2 separate regions of the Homo sapiens genome follow, and region 2 is linked to region 1. The links are chromatin loops, found by intact Hi-C in ENCODE. Cell type or tissue: heart right ventricle. All regions are shown on one strand. Each heading gives the region's core, and the rest is flanking DNA. Links, peaks and the distances in the headings are about the cores only.

What was found. Hi-C counts contacts between places; a loop is a spot of excess contacts. Peaks named below come from ENCODE experiments on the same cell type or tissue, not always from the same donor. Only the 100,000 strongest peaks of a DNase experiment are listed, where the experiment ranks them.
Region 2: a loop joins it to region 1, with 2.7 times the contacts of the local background. A loop is called at or near these places in 8 of 110 quality-filtered maps.

What each region holds. Positions count from the first base shown.
Region 1 is chr14:34,077,260-34,085,603 of GRCh38, forward strand. The region is part of intron 5 of LOC102724945 (a long non-coding RNA gene); the gene reads right to left. Among named protein-coding and RNA genes, the nearest start is that of EGLN3-AS1, 41 kb to the left of the region's middle. In heart right ventricle, for the core only: no CTCF peak of the experiment used is centred there; a DNase peak (open chromatin) is centred at 3,943; H3K27ac peaks cover 4,148 bases.
Region 2 is chr14:33,933,342-33,941,685 of GRCh38, forward strand. The region is part of intron 1 of EGLN3 (egl-9 family hypoxia inducible factor 3); the gene reads right to left. Among named protein-coding and RNA genes, the nearest start is that of EGLN3, 14 kb to the right of the region's middle. RefSeq lists enhancers at 4,623-5,594, 5,225-5,294. In heart right ventricle, for the core only: no CTCF peak of the experiment used is centred there; a DNase peak (open chromatin) is centred at 5,140; H3K4me3 peaks cover 882 bases; H3K27ac peaks cover 4,228 bases.

The DNA of each region.
Region 1 (8,344 bases), core at 1,700-6,699:
TCCATGGAAGGATAATATGATGAAGATAATTAAAAATTATTTTGTGCTTAGTATGTACCCCACATGGCTCTAATGTTTTGTTGTTGTTGTGGTTTTGTTTGTTGGAGACACAGTCTTGCTCTTGTCACCCAGGCTGGAGTGCAATGGCGCGATCTAGACTCACTGCAACCTCCACCTCCCGGGTTCAAGTGATTCTCCTGCCTCAGCCTCAGAGCAGCTGGGACTACAGGCACCCGCCACCACACCCGGCTAATTTTTTGTATTTTTAGTAGAGACGGGATTTCACCGTGTTGGTCAGTCTGGTCTTTAGTAGAGATGGGGTTTCACCATGCTGGTCAGGCTGACCTCAGGTGATCCACCAGCTTTGGCCTCCCAAAGTGCTGGGATTACAGGCATGAGCCACCGCACGTGGCAGGCTCTAATGTTTTACATATATTATTTATTTAAATCTCCTGAAAACCTCATGAAATTTTAGAAGTAGAAGAACAACAAAGAAGAGAAGGTGTTGTGTGGGCTACCACAATCTAGTATAAGTTCTTATCTCAGCACTTCAGTGTTTTCTAAAGTAGTCCAATTACAATACAGTGCCCTGTGACATACCTATTCATTTATTCATTTACTTTTGCAACTAATATTAAGTTTTACCATGTGTCAAGCTACAGGGTGGCAAAGAGCCTGGTTGTAGGAGGCCAGTAAGGAGGCTAAAGTACCAATCCAAGTGGAAATGATCCTGCCTGGATTAGAGTGGTAGCAATGCAGACACTGAGAAAAAGAGAGATAGATAATTCTAATTCCAGAAATTAGAATTGAAGTGACTTGGTAGCAGTTCACTGGAAGTAAGGAATAAGGGAAAAGATAGTATCTTCTCCCAGTTCCTCTAAAAAGCGAAGCCTGAAGTCAGCTGCTAAGTTAAGCTGCTAAGAATGCATTTGGTAGGTACAAGCCCAAAGCAGTGAGCATGAGGAAAAAAGGGAAGTGGGCAAGGAAAGCTGTGGGGAAACGCAATGTGCTGCATCATCACTCTGGCTCCTGCTTCACAGCAGGATGCAAAAGAGAGATAGCGGGTCACTCAGCAGGTATGTTTGTTCAGCACATAAGACTCCTCAGAAGGCCTGCAAAGAACAAATATACCCTGAAGTAATCCACAAGAGACAGAAATGAGGGGTAACTGCCAAGTTACCGTCTATCTGCAAAGACAGTGATATGGTTTGGCTCTGTGTCCTCACCCAAATCTCATCTTGAATTGTACTCCCATAATTCCCATGTGTTGTGGGAGGGAACCAGTGGGAGATAATTTGAATCATGGGGGCGGTTTCCCCCACACTGTTCTCGTGGTGGTGAATAAGTCTCATGAGATCTAATGGTTTTATCAGGGGTTTCTGCTTTTGCATCTTCATTTTTTCTCTTGCCGCCCCCGCCATGTAAGAAGGGCCTTTCCCTCCCAAAGTGCCGAGATTGCAGCCTCTGCCCGGCCGCCACCCCGTCTGGGAAGTGAGGAGCATCTCTGCCTGGCCGCCCATCGTCTGGGACGTGAGGAGCCCCTCTGCCTGGCTACCCAGTCTGGAAAGTGAGGAGCGTCTCTGCCCGGCCGCCCATCGCCTGAGATGTGGGGAGCGCCTCTGCCCCGACGCCCCGTCTGGGATGTGAGGAGCGCCTCTGCCCGGCCGCGACCCCGTCTGGGAGGTGAGGAGCGTCTCTGCCCGGCCGCCCAGTCTGAGAAGTGAGGAGACCCTCCGCCTGGCAACCGCCCCATATGAGAAGTGAGGAGCCCCTCTGCCCGGCAGCCACCCCGTCTGGGAAGTGAGGAAGTGAGGAGCGTCTCTGCCCGGCAGCCACCCCGTCAGGGAGGGAGGTGGGGGGGGTCAGCCCCCGGCACGGCCAGCCGCCCCGTCCGGGAGGGAGGTGGTGGGGTCAGCCCCCGGCACGGCCAGCCGCCCCGTCCGGGAGGTGAGGGGCGCCTCTGCCCGGCGGCCCCTACTGGGAAGTGAGGAGCCCCTCTGCCCAGCCACCACCCCGTCTGGGAGGTGTACCCAACAGCTCATTGAGAACGGGCCATGATGACAATGGCGGTTTTGTGGAATAGAAAGGGGGGAAAGGCGGGGAAAGGATTGAGAAATCGGATGGTTGCCATGTCTGTGTAGAAAGAGGTAGACACGGGAGACTTTTCATTTTGTTCTGTACTAAGAAAAATTCTTCTGCCTTGGGATCCTGTTGATCGGTGACCCTACCCCCAACCCTGTGCTCTCTGAAACATGTGCTGTGTCCACTCAGGGTTGAATGGATTAAGGGTGGTGCAAGATGTGCTTTGTTAAACAGATGCTTGAAGGCAGCATGCTCGTTAAGAGTCATCACCAATCCCTAATCTCAAGTACCCAGGGACACAAACACTGCGGAAGGCCGCAGGGTCCTCTGCCTAGGAAAACCAGAGACCTTTGTTCACTTGTTTATCTGCTGACCCTCCCTCCACTATTGTCCTATGACCCTGCCAAATCCCCCTCTGTGAGAAACACCCAAGAATGATCAATAAAAAAAAAAAAAATAAATAAATAAATAAATAAATAAATAAAAATAAATAAATAAAAATAAAATAAAATAAAATAAAAATAAAAATAAAAATTAAAAAAAAAAAGAAAAAAGAAGGGCCTTTCGCCTCCTGCCATGATTCTGAGGCCCCCTCAGCCATGTGGAACTGTAAATCCAATTAAACCTCTTTTTCTTCCCAGTCTCAGGTATGTCTTTATCAGCAGCGTGAACACAGACTAATACAGAGAACCCTAAAGAGGGAGTAGAGCTGTAGAAGGTGGTGATGAGCATTAAATTTTGTATATGTTTTATTGTATCTCACATGTTGCCAAAAGGGAAATCTGCAGTAGGCAGTTGAATGTCGATGGAGTCTGGAGCTCAGGAGAGACAAAGCCAGGTGACAGAAAGATGGTTGTCATTATAGAGCATGTGCTAGGCTGTGCCACCCAGAACCCCCTTTTAGGGTTGAAGCACTCATTCCCCAGCTGCCAGGACTTTAGCCCGCTGATGGCTCACAGCTGAATTCCTCTGCAAGAATGACTTTTTATCAAAGGAAACTGACTTACCCGAGTTGATGTGCCTGCCCTGTGCATCCAATGGCTGGTTGATGAGGGGTTACAAAGGCCTGTCCCCTTTGCTTCAATTCAGGTCATCTCTAAAGGCCATCCCAGCCCTAGAGTTCCCTAGAATTGGATGATGCCACTGTTGTATCCACAGTAGGTCCTCACTTAAAGTGAATAGGTTCTTGGAAACTACTACTTTAAATGAAATGATGTACAATAAAACATTTTTTCCCTCACCAATGTTATAAAGAAAGAACATTGCACCAAACAACTTTATTGGAGGGCCTGCTGTACATCTTTTAAAGTCACAGTTTCCAAGAGACTCCTTCATGCCAGCCCTGGTGCAGCTTCTGAGAGCTTTCCCCAGTTCACCACCTGCATTCGAAGCTCTGTGTCGGTCTCCCAGGGAACTCGAGGGAATGAAAATTCTAGGTAGACAATTCTTTCAGGTAGCTTGCCTTTGACAATGGAGGAGGATTCCTGAAGAGGGGTATGGTTGAAGGAGGATTTTTTTTTTTTTTAATTTGGAATGATGAAGCTAGTTGAGAGGGAAGAATTAAAGATTCTAGGTAGAAAACGACCTCCAGGAGGGAATGGGATCCAAATCACAGATAGAAGGATTGCCTGTTTTAAGAGGAAAGACATTCCCTGAGATGAGAATATGGGAGAGGGAGTGGATCAGTGTGAATGTAGATAAATTTATTTTCACTGTAGGGAAGGTCTGATCAGCCACTGAGAGTAAGCAGAATGGAGGCTGGGAAGACAGAAGCTTGAAGACAGCAGGGAGTGCTAGAAATTGGCTTCGTGGACAATGGGGGGAAGAGTCGCTCCGAATAATGTATCAGAATCGCCGAGCAGTGCTGAAAGCAGGGTTGAGAATGAGGTCAACAGGAATTTATAGTGGCAATCATCATAGCACTAACCATGGTATAATTACTCACAGGCCTGCTCAGCACTGTGCCTGACAAGCAGAGGATACGCTAAATGTTGAATGACGGAATAGACCCAGTTTCAGTGAGCCCTCCAGTTAAAGGGCCACATGTTCTCTGCCATCATAGTTTCATCAACAAAAAGCCACATCACATCTGCCTTGGGTCTATTTCTCTCTGATATTTTTAGTCTAGAGAAACATTGAGGTGGTTTCCCTGCTTTTGTACAAGTTTGTCATATGTTCTCTCTGCATGCTTTGTAATGCCTGTATGCATTAAGTTGTTTTCCTAAGATCACTGGACTGGGCAGATCAGAGCTCAAGCTCGCAGGTCACCTAACTCCCATTCCACACACTGTGCTATGAGATATGCTATGTAAAACTGCCAAGTCGTTCCAGATGATTCAGCAGGCCTTCAATATTACCTGCCTGCCTGTCTTCCCTCCTTCCTCGCTGCCTCCCTCCACCTTTCCTCCCTCAGACCTCTTGGAATCTTTTCTGACCTCTCTACTAAGCTGTCCCCAGCTTCATTATGTTCAGCCCTCATTTGCACATGCTCTTGACACCTGGTGTTTGGTGGCAGAAATGGCTGATAAAATTCCACGCTGATTAATTTCATGTTTAATCTAACTGATACTTCTGTAGCCTTTGCAAATAACCTTTTTGAACAAAAACGGCAATGGCTCATTCCAAACCCGATCAAAGAGGTATGCATGACTCACAGCCACTAAATAAACATTGATGCCTGATGGCAGTAATATGGCTATTTATATTCAGAGCCTGATTTAACCAGTGGCATTCCTGTAATAAGATAATAAGCATGAGCTGTTTACTAGAAAAAAAGGAGAGTCTGTGGTGCTGGTGTTCAATAAAATCTCTTAACAGGCAAATGAGTCTCTGAAATTGGTTGGCAAATACATCCAGAATGAGATGTGCTAATTAGCTGCTGTTACTGATTTTCTAAAATAAAGAGTTTAAACTTAGATTAGTCCTGAAATTTAGTACAATAAAAAATACTGGATAAATGATATTATGTTGAGTCTTACAGATTATGTTTAAGATAAGTCCAACAATACAATTAAGAAAAAAGAACTCTGCACCTAAATCATTAGATTTTTTAAAGACTAAGAGGTTGTAAATGTGGAGAATTATAAGCATAGATATGTGAATCTCAGGTTCAATTTTTTTCTGTTCAGAGAGCATCTGTAGGTGATTCTCTTGGCCACAATGGCAGGGACATCTATTACTATCAGAACTTTTGTTTTTAAATAGGAAGAGCAAAGGAATGCAAGAATTAGCTTAATAGTATTTGGGTAGCCATTAAAAATAGATTAACCTATTCAGAACCAAGATCACAGAGGTTCTAGGTAAGCGTGTGGGAGACAATTATTCTGAACTCAGAAATAAATGATCAAGGCCATCAAGCTTGTAAGGCCTCTCCCAGCATCTTCCCCCAAATAAGAGCAGCAGGAACTTTCACCTGCTTCCTTTCTCCTGCTATCGCCCTATGCAGCAACTTCCAGCTGCTAAGCATTCATCTCAAACCTCCATTTTAGCTGCTTTCTTCACCAAACGGGAATGAACTATCTATTGGGACTTCCTACTTCAAGCAGTGAGAAAATCTTAGGAGATTTCCAAGTATTTTGTTTTTATTCATATATTACTTCTAAAGAGAAATGGATGGGTAATAAGAGGATTCAAGTTGTGTCTCGATCATAATTTTTTTTCAAAACAAGTTTGAATTCAAGGACCTGTTGTTTGAGTTTAGGTAGTTGAGATGATGTTTGTGTTCCCAGAGCAAATGGTTCTTTTAAAGGCAGCTAGATGGGCAGATGTCAGTGCTGCAGCCCCAAGGTGACTAACGCTCCTAATGTTAGCAATGAGTGAATTCATTCATTTGGTTTCTATTTATCTACAGTTAAACGATACAAGTTGATTATTTGCTTTAACTAAGATGTTCAATTCTTATCAGAGTCTTTAGTAATCAGAGTTAATTGACTATATTTGTCTTTGTTTCTATTTAACAGTAGGGGATGAGGGGATGCCCAGTTTAGGTAGCAACTTTTCCAGCTACTACTGGGACCCAGAATTGTGGGTAACACCCTCACATAGGCTAGCAAATAATTGAAATTATTAACAGAATCCTAAGTCATGAACATGTGGTCTTCCTTATATTTTTCAATGGTATTAAGGTTCTTTTGAAACCAACTCTACCTGGCTTAAGACAAAAAGGAATTTACTTGTGAAAGGATATTAGTAATCTCACAAAATGTACAGGAAGAGTTGAACAGCCACACCTCAAAAGTGTAAGAACGACAGTTCCAAAGACATGGAAACAAGGGTTTTTGGGGCTTATTCTGCTTTTGTAGTTTCACTACTTACTTCTCCTGGCTCCTTTGTTTCTCTTTTTGAGATTCCATATTCTTAGATAAGAAAATCTAATTGGTCCAGTTTGGCTCAAACAAATGACTTGAACCAATCAGCTGTGACTAGCAGAAGAGTAGGTCAGCATCACATGGCATAGATATGGCTTCTGTGGAAGTCCCCAGTGAATGGAGGCTATTGTCACTGGGCAGCAAACCCAAGGGTCCACTGTGTACCCAGTGCTGCTCCAAGTGCCAATCCACAAGACCATTTGACACTGGATCAGGAGGAGATAAGCAGCTTGCACCAGTATCTAAATCAGCTCACTGCTTACATCATTGAGAAAGTCTTACTATTAAAAAAAAATGCTGAACTAAAGAGCATGCTTAGTGGCATAGTTGATTTTGCACTCTGGCACAGCACTTCCTATCTTCTTATGGATTAGTAGCAAATAGTTTGCTGACAGGCAGCTGCCTGTGGCCCACTCTATGAGCAACAATCTCTTCTGTTCAGTGCTCATCAAGAACATGTGCTTTGAAGCCACCAGGGTTTTAATTCCTGCTATACTTAATAGCAAAATGACGTTGACCAAATACCCCTTGCTTCATTTTCCTCATCTAAGTTGGAGATAACAGTACTCCCATATTAGTCAGGACTCATTCAATTATAGGCAGCAGAAATGTAAACTACTAGGTTAAACCAGATGAAATTCTGACATTCAACCTGCAAATATGGCATTTTCATATGGTTCAATCTAATAGCTTAAGCAAAAAGGAAATTTATTGGTTTTTGAAACTTCAAAGTACATTAGTGGGGGTAGGTACCATATACATCTGAATCCAAGGCTTAAATGAATAAAGGGAAGGAGAAGCCCTCTATTTCCAGCAACCAGCATTGGATCATATGGCATACGAGGACTCTAACTGGTCCTACTTTGGTCATTCTCCCAGCCCCTGGTCTAATCACTGGCCAAAGGAACATGACATTTCATGATTGGTCAGGCTTGTGCTTGGGAGTAAGTAGGGCACTATGATGAATAGATTGACAGTCCTGTCAGATAAACCCTATCTGTCTTGGTCAGTTATATCTCTGGTCCCTAGCACATAATACTTACCAAAAAGATTAGGTAAATAAATGATTGGGAAAAGGGTATTGCACAGTTTCCTCAGTCAAAGAAGCAGCAGACAGAAACATTAGAATTCAATGATAAATGCCTACATCATATGGTTAAGATTACATAAGAAAGTGATACACATGAGACAGAGACTGGCACATAGTAGCACATTTACCTGCAAAATAGATCAGGCAAGCATTGGAGCCCATATTTTCCATGTAGAGACTGGCACGTAGCAGGTGCCCAGTTCTCTTGATGGACTGAGTCAGTTAAAAAGTGAACTCAGCCAGGTGCGGTGGCTCGTGCCTGTAATCCCAGCACTTTGGGAGGGCGAGGCAGGTGAATCACTTGAGATCAGAAATTTGACACCAGGCTGGCCAACATGGTGAAACCCTGTCTCCAATAAAAATACAAAAATTAGCCAGGCATGACGGCACACTCCTGTAATCCCAGCCAGTCAGGTGGCTGAGCCAGGAGAGTCGCTTGAACCCAGGAGGCGGAGGTTGCAGTGAGCCAAGATCATGCCACTGCACTCCAGCCTGGGAGACAGAGTGAGAGTCAGTCTCCAAAAAAAAAAAAAAAGTGAACTCATAAATAGACAGTGAGCAATCTGGATCCCATTCCTTTGGGAAATGTTCTTCATCCTATTGCAATTGTGATTTTGTCTCAAGTTTTCCTATGAACATCCAGACAGCCATATAATCAACAGGGCAAGAGAAAATGGGCATTAAATCCAACTGGAGGCATTTTAGTTAGAGACCTACATTAGGAAAATCTCTAGGATCTATAAAACAAATCCATAAAACTTAAGCAAACAGGCTAATTTTTATTATAATTCTTCCTGGTGGAAGA
Region 2 (8,344 bases), core at 2,185-7,184, 140 kb before region 1:
TCACAAAAGTAAATCCTCTACCAAATGCCGCATCTATAAAACACACAGAGACAAAGCCAATTCCAGAGGACTTACTATTAGGACAAAACCCCTACATGTCAGCAAAGTATCCGACTGCTTAAGAGGGAGGCAAAGAGATAATTTTTCTGGCCAGAGTGAACATTCACCCTCTCTCCTGGTTCCAGAAACCACATGCATCAAGTTGGAAACAATGGAAGGAAATCATTTCGAGCATCAGTGGGCCAGTTGAGGCTACATTTGGCCAATTTTATCAGTGTGTTTTCTGGATGAGTGCCATAGGAGATGGGTCTTTGCTTGGGCACATTCCCAACTATTTGCTCGTCTTTGACAGGGTCTAAAACCATGAGGCTAAGGATGCACCGAGAAGCAAGCCTGACTTCAATAACTAGCCATTCACTTCTGTGCCAATTTGTGCACGGGGCAGTAACAAACTCCGGAAACAGATCAGTCCAACTGAGTTGCTATCTAAACCTCATCAAGCCGGGGAAGGGATTTAGTGTTTAACAGAAGAGAAGTCTTCAATGCTTTATTGTTAAAAGAACGGGCCAGAGTAATTTAATGATCATATAACAAACATGCCAAGCAATAAACTGACACATATCAAGAGGATGCCTACTTTAGTACAGGCTTTTTATTTTCTAAAACTTCCTGACTAGATTAATATTTGAAGTTTACGCAAGTTTAACACAGTAGTGTCATCTACAGCAGCACATACAGTATAGTCCTATAGTTCTATTCTTGGATATACTGATAAATCCACATGTCCCCTTACACATTTACCGCTCTGTCCACTGACATTATATAGTGTACCCACCCCACCTCCCACCATCCCCATTCCCAGAGGCCTCTCCTTAGCTCTGTAGCAATAGGAAATGAGTGGAGAGGTGAATCAGGCCGGCCCAGGCTGGCTCTAGACCAGAATATGTGCTCTAGACACGTATGCAGCCATGTCCAGACAACAAACGTATATGTATCCTTTGAAGATATACACAGATATATAGAACCGTAACAGTCAAAACCCAGTATAAAAAAGTGGTCCCCAAATGCCACAGGTGGAAAAGGAAACAGTGGTTCTGTTAAGAGTTACCAGTGAGCTGACTTCATAAAAAAAAAAAAAAAACCTATCTCATCAAGTCCAAAGGTAAAGTTGAAAAATAAAAGTCCAGGATTTCCATTCCAATGCCTAAACAGAATGCTCTTGAATGCCATCAACCGCAGCTTGACTGCATGTAAAAACCATTTCAAAAACTTGGCATCAGTGACCTCCACCATCCACTAGGCAATGATGATCATTTTTCAGACCCACAGGTGAGAAGGGGATACACCCACCCTGCCGTTACCACTTCTCTGCTAACAGTTGCAACATGTATTTTCATAGAAATGTATTTTACATTGCTCATGATTTGAGACAGATTCACTAGTATGACTCGATCTTGAACAAGTTATAATAAAGTGGCATTTTATACAAAATTTAACTCACCAAATTAAAGTACTAATTAGATCTCATTTTATTTGCAAAATTTCCAATAAATGAAAATCCATTGTTTAAGATTTGTTGAGAAAAGCGTGATTTCAAAACTATCTGGTTGAAGGAGCTTTAAACTAGTATTCTGATCTACCGACAAATGCTAGATCCCCTCCAGCTGCTAAGTAGAAATACCAGCCAACCTTTGTAAGGATTCATTTTGAATTAAGCATGGTCTTGAGCAAAGCGTACTTTGAATAAAATGCAACCTAAGTACGGGATAATCTGCATTTAGCTCATTTACACCTTGGTTTCTTCATCTGTAAAATGGGTTTATGCAGACTCAGGGAGATAATCCATGTAAAATGCTTAATGCACGGCCTGGCACACACTAAGTGCTTAATAAATGTTAGCTATTTTTAAAGATGATGTGTTATGTTTGTCTTCCCCTCAACTGAAGCTGTAGAACGTCTCTTCTTCAGAGACCCAATTCTACTTAAGTGTTTTGTAGTTTTGAACCCAGGACTGGCAAACTAAAATAGCTTTCGATGTTTGCGAGTAACAAATGATTGAAGCCAATCCGGTATACATGAGTCAGAACTCTGGTGTGTGTTATGCCACCTACACTGAGGGGACTTGCTGTTATTTTCAATGAGAGCAAATCTTCAGATTTTATGAGAGTAGCAGGCAATCAGATCTTTATGTAAACTCTCCTGAATATTGTTGATCCCAATTTTTTAATCAGGGCTATAAATAAATACACACACACACACACACACACACACACACACACATATATATATATACACACACATATATCAGGCTATATTTTGAGATCACTGTGTGAGGACTTCCAAGAAGTAAAGCTACTTTGAGACAGCTGCTGAGTGGGCACCTTCCCCATCTCTCTCCACCAGACTCAAACACATCCTATCCAAAGACAATGCCTCATCCTGAATGCCATCCACATTCCAATTGCATCCTGACACCTCGCTCCATCAAGTCCTTCCCCCATGTCCACCCAGTACAGAGCAACAGAGGCCCAGGATCCTTCCCTTCTCCACCATAAGGCACAACGACACAGGCACAACAACACAGACAACTAGATGTGTAAAGAGTTGGGGGCTGGGCGCGGTGGCTCACGCCTGTAATCCCAGCACTTTGGGAGGCCGAGGTGGGTGGATCACAATGTCAGGAGTTCAAGACCAGCCTAACCAACATGGTGAAACCCTGTCTCTACTAAAAATACAAAAATTAGTTGGGCATGGTGGCGCACGCCTGTAATCCCAGCTACTCAGGAGGCTGAGGAGGAGAATTGCTTGAACCTGGGAAGTGGAGGTTGCAGTGAGCCGAGATCGCACCACTGCACTCCAGCCTGGGCGACAGAGCGAGATGCTGTCTCAAAAAATATAAATAAATAAATAAGAGTTGGGAGGAAATACATGAGACCATGCACCTTCTTTTGCTTGGAAAAACAGCCAAGCAACTCATCACAATGTAGACTGTGATAGCTGAAGTTTTCTGGCCAGAAATGGGTCTCATTTATATTCGGGTGACAACAGCCTAGGTGACAAACTTGCCAATGTTTTTAGTCAGCTGTGGGTAGAGGAGCTGAAGGCTACACTTCCAGGGCTATTTTTCTAGGTGGTTTATGTTCAGCACATATTTTAACACACGCCTTGACTGTGGCCAGTGAGCAGGGCATCCCCATGATCACATACTTTAGGTCCTGCCTTCATCAAGGCACCCTGCTGATGTAGGGGCCCCATTTGGTAATTCATCTGAGGGAGGGGAAAGGGGATTAGTAGCTGGAACAAAGGCACTATATGTGCTAGCAGCAGCTCTAGATCTGAAATTCTCCTATTTAAAAAGAAAGAAAAACCAAAAAAACGTTTAGGTATTCAAACTGCTATATGCAGGCATACTGGAGGAAAGGCTGGAGAAAAAAAAAAACAAAACCTGAAAGAGACATGCCCTTTACAAGTTTTATTTAAAAAAAAAAAAATCTAAAGACAAATTAAGCCAAAATGTCCAATTCCATTATTTTCCACTTGGCTCTGACAAGGAGTGAGAGAAAAGAACTCAAAAAATCATTTGCAACTTAAATCCGGAGGACATGAAAAGCAAACTGGAATTACTACTTCAACCTTCTATCATCTCCCTTGTTCAGGGATATGTGATCTTCAAGGACATTTTGTGGGATCTACTGTTGTCAAGTAAATTAAATTCCTACAGAACAATGTTCACAGGGCCTCTTTACAAGACGATGGCAACTATGCAAAGCTTTCTCCAAGTTTTAAGAAAATGTCACTGCAAAAGTTCACATTTGCTGCCAGCTGGTCTTATCCTTTATACAGAATTGAACAAAAAAGGTCTCAATGTGATGATGAAGCAGTGCTAACTTGTAAGTATTAAAAGTGCTTTAGAATTTTTAGACATTCAAACTTCACCTAGACGGGCATGAAGAAAATAGTTGTAAGCAAACGTGAGCTCTTAGAAAAGTAAGAAATTTTGTGTAAACTGTCATCAGTTACCTTGGCATCTTGCTGGTCATCTTTGTTGTTGGTTAAGAGCAAGCCTAGCTATTCTATTTCCTGACTTCTAGTGCCTCTAGTTACAGACTGATGTAATAAAATGAGGGGGAAAGAGAAAATACACTTTTGGTGGGCCATAACACAAGCTGTGTCCAGCCACCGTGTTCACCTTTCCAAAGCTTCAGCATCTCACCAGACCATTTGGAAGATTCAGAATACCAGACAAATACCTGTCAGGTAGGTAATCCTTTCAATAAACCCCAAATTATTCATGAAAATGTTTTTTACTACTCTACTTCCACAATGCAGACTACTTCTGCCCTCCTCATTTGTCCTAAATCCACACTAAAAATAATTCCTCTCGCAGAACCTACTTACCCAGAACACTGCTACACATGACCTCTCTCCCAAGGTAGAACAACGGTCATCACATACCTACACCTGAATTTTCTAATATTGTAGAAACTTCAGAACTTCTGAAAATAAAAAATAAGAAGTAATAACCGACTCTCGGTTGCTCTAGTGAAGTGGGTCTGCCCACACCCTCCTGGCCAGGTGAGAGCACCGTGCCTGAATAGCAGAGAATTTACCATTCTCACTTTAAAACCTGTCCTCAGATGAACTTGGTCCTAGCTTCAGGATCATTAACTACCCAGAGCGTGGAAGCATCCATCTAGTTCTCCTGGGTCAGTGATGATAGTTCTACCAGGCACAATAGCCCTTTGAGATTCTTACATTAAAAGGATGTAAGAAATATGCACGCACACACAGAAGTCTGCACGAAATTCTAGGGGGTTCAAAGGCCTCTAAAGTTGAACTGTGCGGGATCAAGATTCTATTCCAGGAGATCCCGCATTTCATGCACGACCTTCTGAGTGAATCGCCCTCCCCCAAGAAGCCACTGAAAGGCTCAGAGGCCAGGAATTTAAGAGACTATTGTCATTCCTTTCTGCATTGTGGTTAATTCTTCTCCTTGGAGGGGATTCAGCCAGAGCCCATGCAATTAGGCACAGTAAACAGGCCCGGCAACATCGCCATATTAATACAGGGTGTTTGGGTTTGGGCAGGCCGCCCTTCCCGTGGAGGACTGGCTCTAAGCCAGCAGGGTGATGGCTGAGTGACAGGGCTACGTGCGCTGCGTGAGGGTGGCAGCCAGCCCACACCCGAGCACACCGCCAGGCAGCCTGAGCTGGGAACGGACACTGGGAACCATCCCCCTCCCCCATCTCTACCCCAGTCACCAGAGAAATGTTTTCAACCGGGCTTCCTCACAATTATAAAATCAGCAAAGGTCAGTCCAGCCCAGGGATAAGGACATCAAGACGCATTTAACCATTTCCTTTCTGATGCCTTTCCCCAAATATTAACAGCTGCTGTTTCCTGAGAATTCATGTAGCCCGGTGGCATTTTGCACATATCTTGTTTAATTTCCTGGTTACTGGGAAGGTGAGCAGCAGTGTGTGCCCTGAGTCACACCGCTCCAAGTCCTTGGTAGAAGTCATTAACCCTAGAAGTTACCCTATGGACCTAGAAGTTATCACAGGTATTTCTATAGAGAAACATAATATTCGACTTCCTTTGATATGAGAAAACAGCCTTATCAGAATAATAAAACATCACCTATGGCTCTCTAAAGGCTTTGAGCATAACAGAGACAAGGAATACTTGTGACTGCAGGCTCATCAGAGAATGGAATATTTGAAATTTTCATCTGAACTTAATCCTAAAGTACTTAAAGAATCCATAACTCAAAATAATTGGTAAGACAAGACTTTAATAATGGATAATATATGAAAAAACGAAGTTACCAATCAAAATGTCATGAAAAATGCCTTGAAACAATCATCTTTTTTTTTTTTTCTTTTTTGAGACGGAGTCTCGCTCTGTCACCCAGGCTGGAGTGCACTGGCGCGATCTCGGCTCACTGCAAGCTCTGCCTCCCGGGTTCAGGCCATTCTCCTGCCTCAGCCTCCCGAGTAGCTGGGACTACAGGCGCCCGCCACCACGCCCGGCTAATTTTTTGTGTTTTTAGTAGAGACTGGGTTTCACTTTGTTAGCCAGGATGGTCTCTATCTCCTGACCTCGTGATCCACCCGCCTCGGCCGCCCAAAGTGCTGGGATTGCAGGCGTGAGCCACCGCGCCCGGCCGAAACAATCTTAAAACAGGAGAAACCTACATATGCATTTCAGCACTTGGAAAAACAGATCTGCTGAATGAAAGAAATGACACACAGCAAGTTAGCGTAGATTAGAACTCATGAAATTCAGTGGCTATATTTATTTACTAAACAAACATTTGTAAAGCATTTACTATGTGCCCAACACTGTTCTGTGTGCTTCACAAATCGGACCTCCTTCACACTCCCTAACAACCGCATGAAGTAGGAACATTATCTCCATTTTACCGATGAGGAAATGGAGGCACAGAGAGCTTAGGTAACTTGCCTTTTTGAACCCAGTTGGTCTGGCTGAAGAGTGTGAGGTCTTAAGACGTGCTTTACCAACTCAGTTTATCTAATGTCTGACATTAGCAAATTCACCCCCACCTCATTTTTGAGGGAACTAAGATCTTTGGTTCTACTTGAAATATTTGACTCCACCTACCTCATCCTTGCCTATCACCCTTCCAGAGTGATAGAAAAATCACAAAATACAAACAATTGCAAGAATTTTTTTAAAAGAGTGTGCTTGGTATTCAGTCTGTAAACTCAAAGATCCAAAGGGGGAATTTTAACAAAGGCAAGAGGCCAAGAAAATTGACCCTACTTGTCCAAGTCATCTTGTCTTTGCTTTGGTTATTCCCAGTGCAGGTCAACCTCAAGCCCACCATAAAATCTCTGTAGCCCCTGCAGGGTCCACATAGGCCTCAAATGCAGTTGTCTTGCCAAAGGCCAGACATTCACCTCCATTCACCATAACAGGAGGGAACTGGTTCCAAAATTTGCTTCAATTCTAGTTCTGGAAAATTAAATATGCTGGTACAAATAATAGGCTATAAATGTGAACTAAAAATCGTTTTTTGTTTTTTTTTTTAGTTTTAGCAATAAATAATCTAATGTCTGATCAACTGACCTCTGACTTTCTTGTTAACAGGGAAACTGTAGGAAGATACGCCACCATCCCTATCTAATCTCTTCTTAATGCATTAACTTTACTCAATGGTTCTCAAACTTTAGCATGTATGAGATCACCTGGAGAACTTGTGAATTTCTAACTCAGGAGGTCTGGGGAGAAGATGAAGAATCTGCATTTACTGCATGTTTCCAGATAATGGTGATGCCTCTTATCCAGGGACCACAGAGAACCACAGCCCTTATATGGCAAAGTCGAGAGTTTTTGTGCAATGCCTCACCCTAAATGATAAAGGTAAAGAGGAATTAGTCAACTGCACTAGTTAATTTGGGGAGCTGAAAGTGGGTGGGTAGAGCAGTAATGAGGAGAATTACTCTGGCAGTTTCTGGCATCAGCTTTGCAGTGTCATTCCCGAAGCTGGCAGGAAACTTTCCAATTGTAACTTTCTAGCATTGCTGTTTTGTGCTGGGCTCTGCCTCTGAGGATTACTGTCATATCAGCGCTGGGGTTGAATGTCGGTGCGAGTCTGCTCTCTCCAGGAATCAAATAAAAGGCACTGAAAGCAACTATTTTCCTTCTCAAATGGAAATGTCATCTCAATGTTAATTCCTTATAATCCTAGAAGTAGACATACAGTATTATTGTGCCTATGTTATAGATGATGAAAGTGGGCTCAGAGAACTGACTTGCCCAAGATCATAGGAAGATGAAATAAAATCTGAAGTGTCCATCCTAGTGTCAAGTGGTAGGTGCTGACCAAATTTAAGTTCAAAAATGAAAACAAGTATCTAACTCATCCATAAAGAAGTGGAAATGGAGGACCATGAAACTTGCCAGGGGCTGAGCTAGGACCAGAACCTGGGGCCCTAAGCCTCGTGGCCCTGGCGTCTCTGAGCCAGACCTGTAGGTATGAGCTGCCAGGATCCAGGTGTGACTCGGGTATTTCTAGGGTGAAACCTAGGATTTCGAAACTGAGAAAAAAAAAAAACTTACAAAGCTAAGGTCCTCCATTGAGATGGTCTCACATAACATGTCACTCTAATAAAATATTTAAATACTTAGGCATCGAATTAGAGACTAAGCTGCAGCCACCCATCTTCCCCCGTCATTCCCCTCTATCCCCCCCAAAAAAAATTCTAGCTTTTTTTTTAACATTCAAATATCCATCAAAATCAAAGTTCCTTTTGAAGATGAAATTAAGCCAACAAGCACCTATGAAGTATAAGGGACTGTTCTAGGCACTAAAAGTATA